Regions from separate parts of the Homo sapiens genome. Here region 2 is linked to region 1. Evidence: chromatin contacts called from ENCODE Hi-C data. All regions are on one chromosome and are shown on one strand. Each heading gives the region's core, a stretch centred on a gene start or an enhancer-like site at or near the end of the contact. The rest is flanking DNA. Distances are from core to core; before and after follow the strand shown. Region 1 holds the start of SAMD9 (sterile alpha motif domain containing 9). Region 2 holds the start of SGCE (sarcoglycan epsilon).

Evidence for each region. Hi-C counts contacts between places; a loop is a spot of excess contacts on that map. Pooled maps may share reads with other maps.
Region 2: a loop to region 1 is called in a map of CD8-positive, alpha-beta T cell, with 14 times the contacts of the local background. The contact joins the promoter of SGCE here to the promoter of SAMD9 in region 1. A Hi-C loop is called at or near these places in 2 of 168 maps with a recorded cell type or tissue (CD8-positive, alpha-beta T cell and naive thymus-derived CD4-positive, alpha-beta T cell) and 7 of 50 pooled maps.

The regions. Positions count from the first base shown.
Region 1 is chr7:93,116,686-93,119,572 of GRCh38, reverse strand. SAMD9 (sterile alpha motif domain containing 9) reads left to right here and starts at 1,594. Exons shown (of 3, transcript NM_017654.4): 1 at 1,594-1,710.
Region 2 is chr7:94,654,582-94,657,618 of GRCh38, reverse strand. SGCE (sarcoglycan epsilon) reads left to right here and starts at 1,486. Exons shown (of 11, transcript NM_003919.3): 1 at 1,486-1,629. The coding sequence starts at 1,521. PEG10 (paternally expressed 10) reads right to left here and starts at 1,294. Exons shown (of 2, transcript NM_001172437.2): 1 at 1,028-1,294. The coding sequence starts at 1,032. RefSeq lists enhancers at 42-91, 1,361-2,138.

The sequences.
Region 1 (2,887 bases), core at 345-2,844:
GGGAAGTGGGGAAAAGCCAGCAGTCACAGGCCTCACCCCATTTCCACACAACCCACACTCCTAAAGGCCAGTCTCACTCCCACTGTGCCCCTGCCAACAACATCGAATCTATTTCCAGGCAGTCGGTGACCAGGGCTGAGAACTTGCCCCTGGCTATCAGCCTCCCTGCTGAGAAAGCAAGCAGACTCATGACTTTTCTTTTTGGCATCTCAGAGAAACTGCAGTGGCGATACAGTTCCTTCAAAGGGTCTGTGAATTCTCTTGGCTTTCCTGGTATGTTGCTGCAGTAATTCTTGAAGCAAAAGTTCATGATGTGAGTCTCCACATGCTGTCCTGTCTGTCCCAGCAGGAGCTGCAAGCTAGTCCTGCCTCCTCACCCTCACAGAACCACCAGAATAATGTTTGACCAAATATCTAGGCACTCTGTGGCCCGGTCAAGTTGACCCATAAAATTAACCATCACACTGGTCCCCATGCAAAGTGAAACCCAGGTTTTGGAGTTCAGGCCCAGGGTCCCCTTACGAGGAGGGCTCCTGAGGGTGATAAGTGTAATGGTCATATCTAGGCTGTCCTTCATAGCCACTTTCTTTCTTCCTAAACCTCAGGATTTAAGAGCACTGGCCTGAAACCTGGATTCGAATCTCTGCCATGTATTAGTTATGCAAACTTTAGCCATATTATTTAATCTCTATGCCTCAGTTTCTTCACCTTTAAAATTGAGATAAAAATAATCTCTACCTCAGGAGATTGTTGTGAAGAGTAATTAAGTTAATATGAAACATTTAGAACAATGCCTGGTACATGGTAAGCGCCCAATAAATATTTTAAAATAAATGTTTTTAAATGTTTTCATCTAAAACCAGTGTGAATCAGTTGTGGGATGTGGAAACCAAAAGCTAATTGAGCACACACAATAAATATCAGTACTTGCTGTTAGTTTTTAAAATATCAGCTATTTTTGTTGCTCTCACTCAGGCAGTTTTCTCTCTGGCCCTGACACTGACCTTAGAAAAGATAAATCTCTACAATGTGACCATCAGGTCTGCTGCAGCCCTGGTCTGCTCTGCAATAAATGAATTTAGCACTTATTGGGGTGCTCAAAGAAGTCCTATCCCTGAAAGACATTCTTTACACTTTAGGAAAACAGGAATGGACAGTAACTCCACCCTTAAAGGCCAGTGAAATATTGACCTAGAGTATCTCCAACCTGGTGCTCTACAAGGCTGGGACTGCAATGTAAACTCATATTCCCAAGGGATCAATTAAGCCAGAATATCCCACAGTTTGTCTATAACAAGACAATGGGGCTTTCTGCAGCCCTCAAAACTCTCAAGTGAGGAAAAATTGTTAAGCCTTCAGATTTTAACCAAGCAGACCAGAAGGTGGTATATAGCCATAGCTTATTAAAAAGCATTTCAGATAGAAAAGGCGGTGCTGTAATTTCAGATCTGAGAAATGAAACTGAAACCAAACCTATATTCTTCCTTCCCCAACCTCCCAGTTGTTAAACACGCCCTGCTGTTTCTGAGCCAATTAGAGCTTGCTGTGAGACAGAAGCAGAGAATACATAGACTTCCGTTAAAACCAGAATGAGGAAAATACTTTTCTCTAGCATCGTAGGAGGAAGAAAACAAACACATCAGATATTTTCAGCACTAAAAGAGATGGTTTTCCCCACATATATGTAAAAGAAATTTGCAAGACTACTGGGTAAGTACAATATCTATTATTAATATTGTTCTTACTATCTATAGCAGCATTTTATTGAATAGAAAGAAATATACTTTTCAATTAGAAGCTTCAAATATACCTCAAAACAAAAAATAGTATTCTAAGCCTAGAAATTCTAGACTATTTGTTGCTCTGACAGCAGTCTGCTTTATATTAGTTGAAAAATTAGTCATAACATTTCATTAAAGATGCAGTTGAAAACTACAGACACTTTTATTGATGAACTCTCCCAAGGCATACAGCATCTTCAGAAAGAACAAACAGGCCAGGTGTGGTAGCCTGTAATTTGAGCACTTTGGAAGGCAAGGACAGGAGAATTGTTTGAGGCCAGGAATTCAAAATTAGCTTGGGCAACATAGCAAGACCCTACCTAGCAAGATTCCTACCAAAAAAAAAAATAGCTGGATGTGGTGGCACGCAGCTGCAGTCTAGCTACTTTGGAGGCTGAGGCAGAAGGATTGCTTGAGCCCAGGAATTTAAGGTTACAGTGAGCTGTAATTGTACCACTGCACTCCAGCATAGGCAACAGAGTGAGACACTGTCTCAAAAACAACAACAACAACAACAACAACAACAACAACAAACGGAAAGATAGATAAAGAACAGGCAATGAAAACTTAAAAGTACTTTACTTTAATCAAATACAACTTCCACCATCTACTCTAAGAAATAGGTAGCTTCCAGAAAACAAAACTCTCTGAGAGCTTCTCAGATATTGTTGTCGGATGACATACATAGGAAGACAGACAGACAGATAGACTACTATGGGAAGTCTTTGGAATTAAGGCAGCTTTATGTTCCTGGCAAAAATACTAGGTTTATGTCTAATTTCTCCCCAAAGCAAACAGTAAGATAATGCAAGACGGTTGGAGGATCACATTTCTGAATAAAGGTCTGACCTTCAACTCCCTTCTAGAAAAGTTAACAAACCCTACAGTTTAACACCAACCAGAGTTAAAAAATGTATGTGGGTTCAATCAGTAACAAATAGTGTTTCCTACTAAGATGCTCAGAACCAAATTTTCAGGTCAGTTTTTAAAGTATACGGAATCAAAACCAGTAATTTTAGGTACTAATTTTACTCCCTCATTTCACCTTTTCTCCCCCTACCCTTATTTAGCCTTCCCCATGATTTCTTTACCTAAGGGTTTTAATA
Region 2 (3,037 bases), core at 237-2,736, 1.5 Mb before region 1:
TCAATCAAGCACAAGTAGGCAGGCAGCCTGCTCTGCCATCACCAAAAGATTCCCATTTCCACTCCAATCAGTGCCCCTCCACTCCACTGCTATAGCGGGAATGGTGTGGGCAGAATGTTAAACACTAATTTTTGCCCGGGGCTCCATTTTGTCTACCAGCACCATCATGCGAGAACCGTCCTGCAGAAAAATAGAGTGGGAGCCATTCCAAAAGGTGAAAGGGTGGGGTCCTGCTCCAAGAAAACAGAGGAATTGTACTCCGCAGCTCATGTCCCACTACGGCTGCTTTATTTGTAGCGCAAACGGTCTGCAGCTCCTGTACCTCTGCAGCTCTTACCACTTTGTAGTGCATCTTAGGTGTGAATTGTTCCGCAGCTCATGTACCTCTGCAGTTCATGTGCCTCGCAGCGCAATGAAGCGCTGTTGTCGGGCTGGCTAATCGCATCGTTTTTGTAGCGTTTTTTGTAGTGCTACTCTTCTGCAGCTCAGATTTTGCAGCGCATGTAAAGCGCAATTCAGTTTTCTGTCTGCAGCTCCTATATCGCTGCTCCTCGTTCTGGATTGTAGCGCCACTGAAGCGCCCATCCGTCAGTTTGTGGCACATAAAGCGCCCATCAGTTTATAGCGCAATGAAGCGCCAGTTGTAGCTCCCATCAGTTTGTCGCCCGCGTGAAGCGTGCTTGTAGCGCATCTGAAGCGCCAGTTTGTAGCGCATTTGAAGCGCTTATCTGTTTGTAAAGCATGGCACTTGGTAGCGCATTTGAAGAGCAAATTGCAAATCGATCTATAGCTCCTGACCGTCTGCAGCTCATCACTGTCCGCAGCTCATCTCTGTCTACAGCCCGTATCTGGACTTGGTCCTGGAAACCCAAGCCTTTAAGGCTTGGTTTCCCCATTTGTTTTGGGGTACAGCCAGTGAAGGCGTGACAAGTTTTGCGTGGAGACATTCTGGGGTGCTACTCCATCTCCCGCAGCTCCCGATAAGCACGGGGAATGAACGTGATCTTTAAAAAAAAAACGTCCTCACCGCATACTCACCACGCGAGGACTCCTCTGCGAAGACAGGAAGGATGGGGTCCCACACCTGAGCCAGGCGCGGTCTCCACTGGGTGCTCCGCAGCCCGGAGTGGCTCCGGACGACAGCCCGCTCAGCGGACCTTTCGCCAGGCTCGGTGGACCTTCTCCGCTGTTCTCCTCAGGGCGCAGTCAGGTTTCTTCGACACACACCAACCGAAGTTGAAGCGCGTGTACCAGGAGCGCAGACTGTGAGCCTTATATAGGTTGCACCGAGGAGGGGGGCGCCAAATCCCAGCGTGCTCCGCGGGCTAGGGGGTGGAGGGGGGTGCGGGGATGGGGGATGGGGGTGGGGGCGGTGGCCACGCTGCAGTGGCCCGCCGCTAGAGGGAGTACGGGATTACCGAGGGGGTGCGGGATGCTGATGCTGAACTGGCCAAGCTGGGAGGGAAGAAGAAAGGGAGGGGAGGGGAGAATCGAGGACGGACGGCCTAGCCAGGCCAAGAATGCAATTGCCCCGGTGGTGGGAGCTGGGAGACCCCTGTGCTTGGACGGGACAGGGTCGGGGGACACGCAGGATGAGCCCCGCGACCACTGGCACATTCTTGCTGACAGGTTAGTGGCCTGCGCGCGACGTGGAGGTCCCGGGGCCAACAGGCCGCCGCCTCCCCCTCCCCCGCTCGGGTTCCGGGCGCCTGAGCGCGCCCTTTGGGCACCAGCCTCTCTTTCTGTCCCGGACCCCACCGTACCCCTCCTTCAGTACACCCTGTACCCCATTTCCCCGGCCCAGCTTCTCTCTCCCCAGGCTTGACCCCTGGCCTTTTTTTCCTCTCCGCGCCCCCGCGGGCCCCTCCCTGCTCTGCGGGCGCAGAAATTCCATCTCCAATTCCTGTTCCCAACATCCCCCTCCCCGCCCAGCCCCAGGGTAGTCCTCTCCCGATCCCTGTAGCAAAGAGCTGGGGGTCGTTGCCTGTTTTTCTGGGGGGCCCGTTTCCCCGCGATTGGGCTCTGCGACCGCGATGCGAGCCAAAGGAAATGGGTGTCAAGCTGCGTCCCCGCTACACAAACACATCTTTTTTCCTTTTCTTGATAGTGGTAGAGAACACAAAAATGTGACATTTAAAACACCGAATTTCCCCCTCTTGCTAAGTGCATTTCTCGGTGACGGAAATCTCGGTTTTCTTCGGTTTTACGGAGCAGGGAAGCGGAATCATGAAATGCTGGGAGCTAAACAGGGCGTTCAGGTCAGGGTTAACCCCGGCTGGAGGCCAGAGATGCTGCCGTACCGAGTGCGCTATTTCCAGAAACCAAAACCAATTTAAAACAGCTGTGGATGCTTCCAGTGTGTTTGGCGGGCTTTGAAGGCTCCCAGCTACCGACTTTTGGTGGCGATTACGAGGTTTACACAGAGACCTTGCTTCCCTTGCAACGTTACATTTTCCTAAATCTTGTAGGGTGAATGAATGCGTTTAGTCACGGCAACCGCACGTTTAATCCTTTCCAGCGGGTTGCCGAGATTCGGCCACAAATATTTGCGTGCATTTGTACTATGAACATATATATTTTATGTCAGGGAAAATTGCAGTGGCTGATAAGACGCTAAAATTCTGATGAGGAAGGATGCTAAATAAAACCTTAACGCGGATTCCCATCTAAGCGCCTCAGTGTCAGGTGCTTGGGAAACTGACAATCTGTTGATGATCTTAGTAAAACAAGTTTAAGTTAAAAGGGAAAACCAAATTGTCTACAGCTGAGTTAGGTTTCTGAAACACAGATGAAACGCTTTCATATTTGAAGAGCAAAATTGAGCACATTTTAGTAACATTGCTACGGATTATTTTATACTTGGAATATCAATAAGAATTTGACTTATTGTCATAACAACGTTGCAGACACCGCACTTTAAAAGAGAGCCTTTCTAGGAATAAACAAAACTGTAGCCCATTTACTGAGATTTTACTTTTTATTAGAAAATGCCCACTATCCGGAATATGAATGAATGAAATGCAGCTTTTTAACAAAG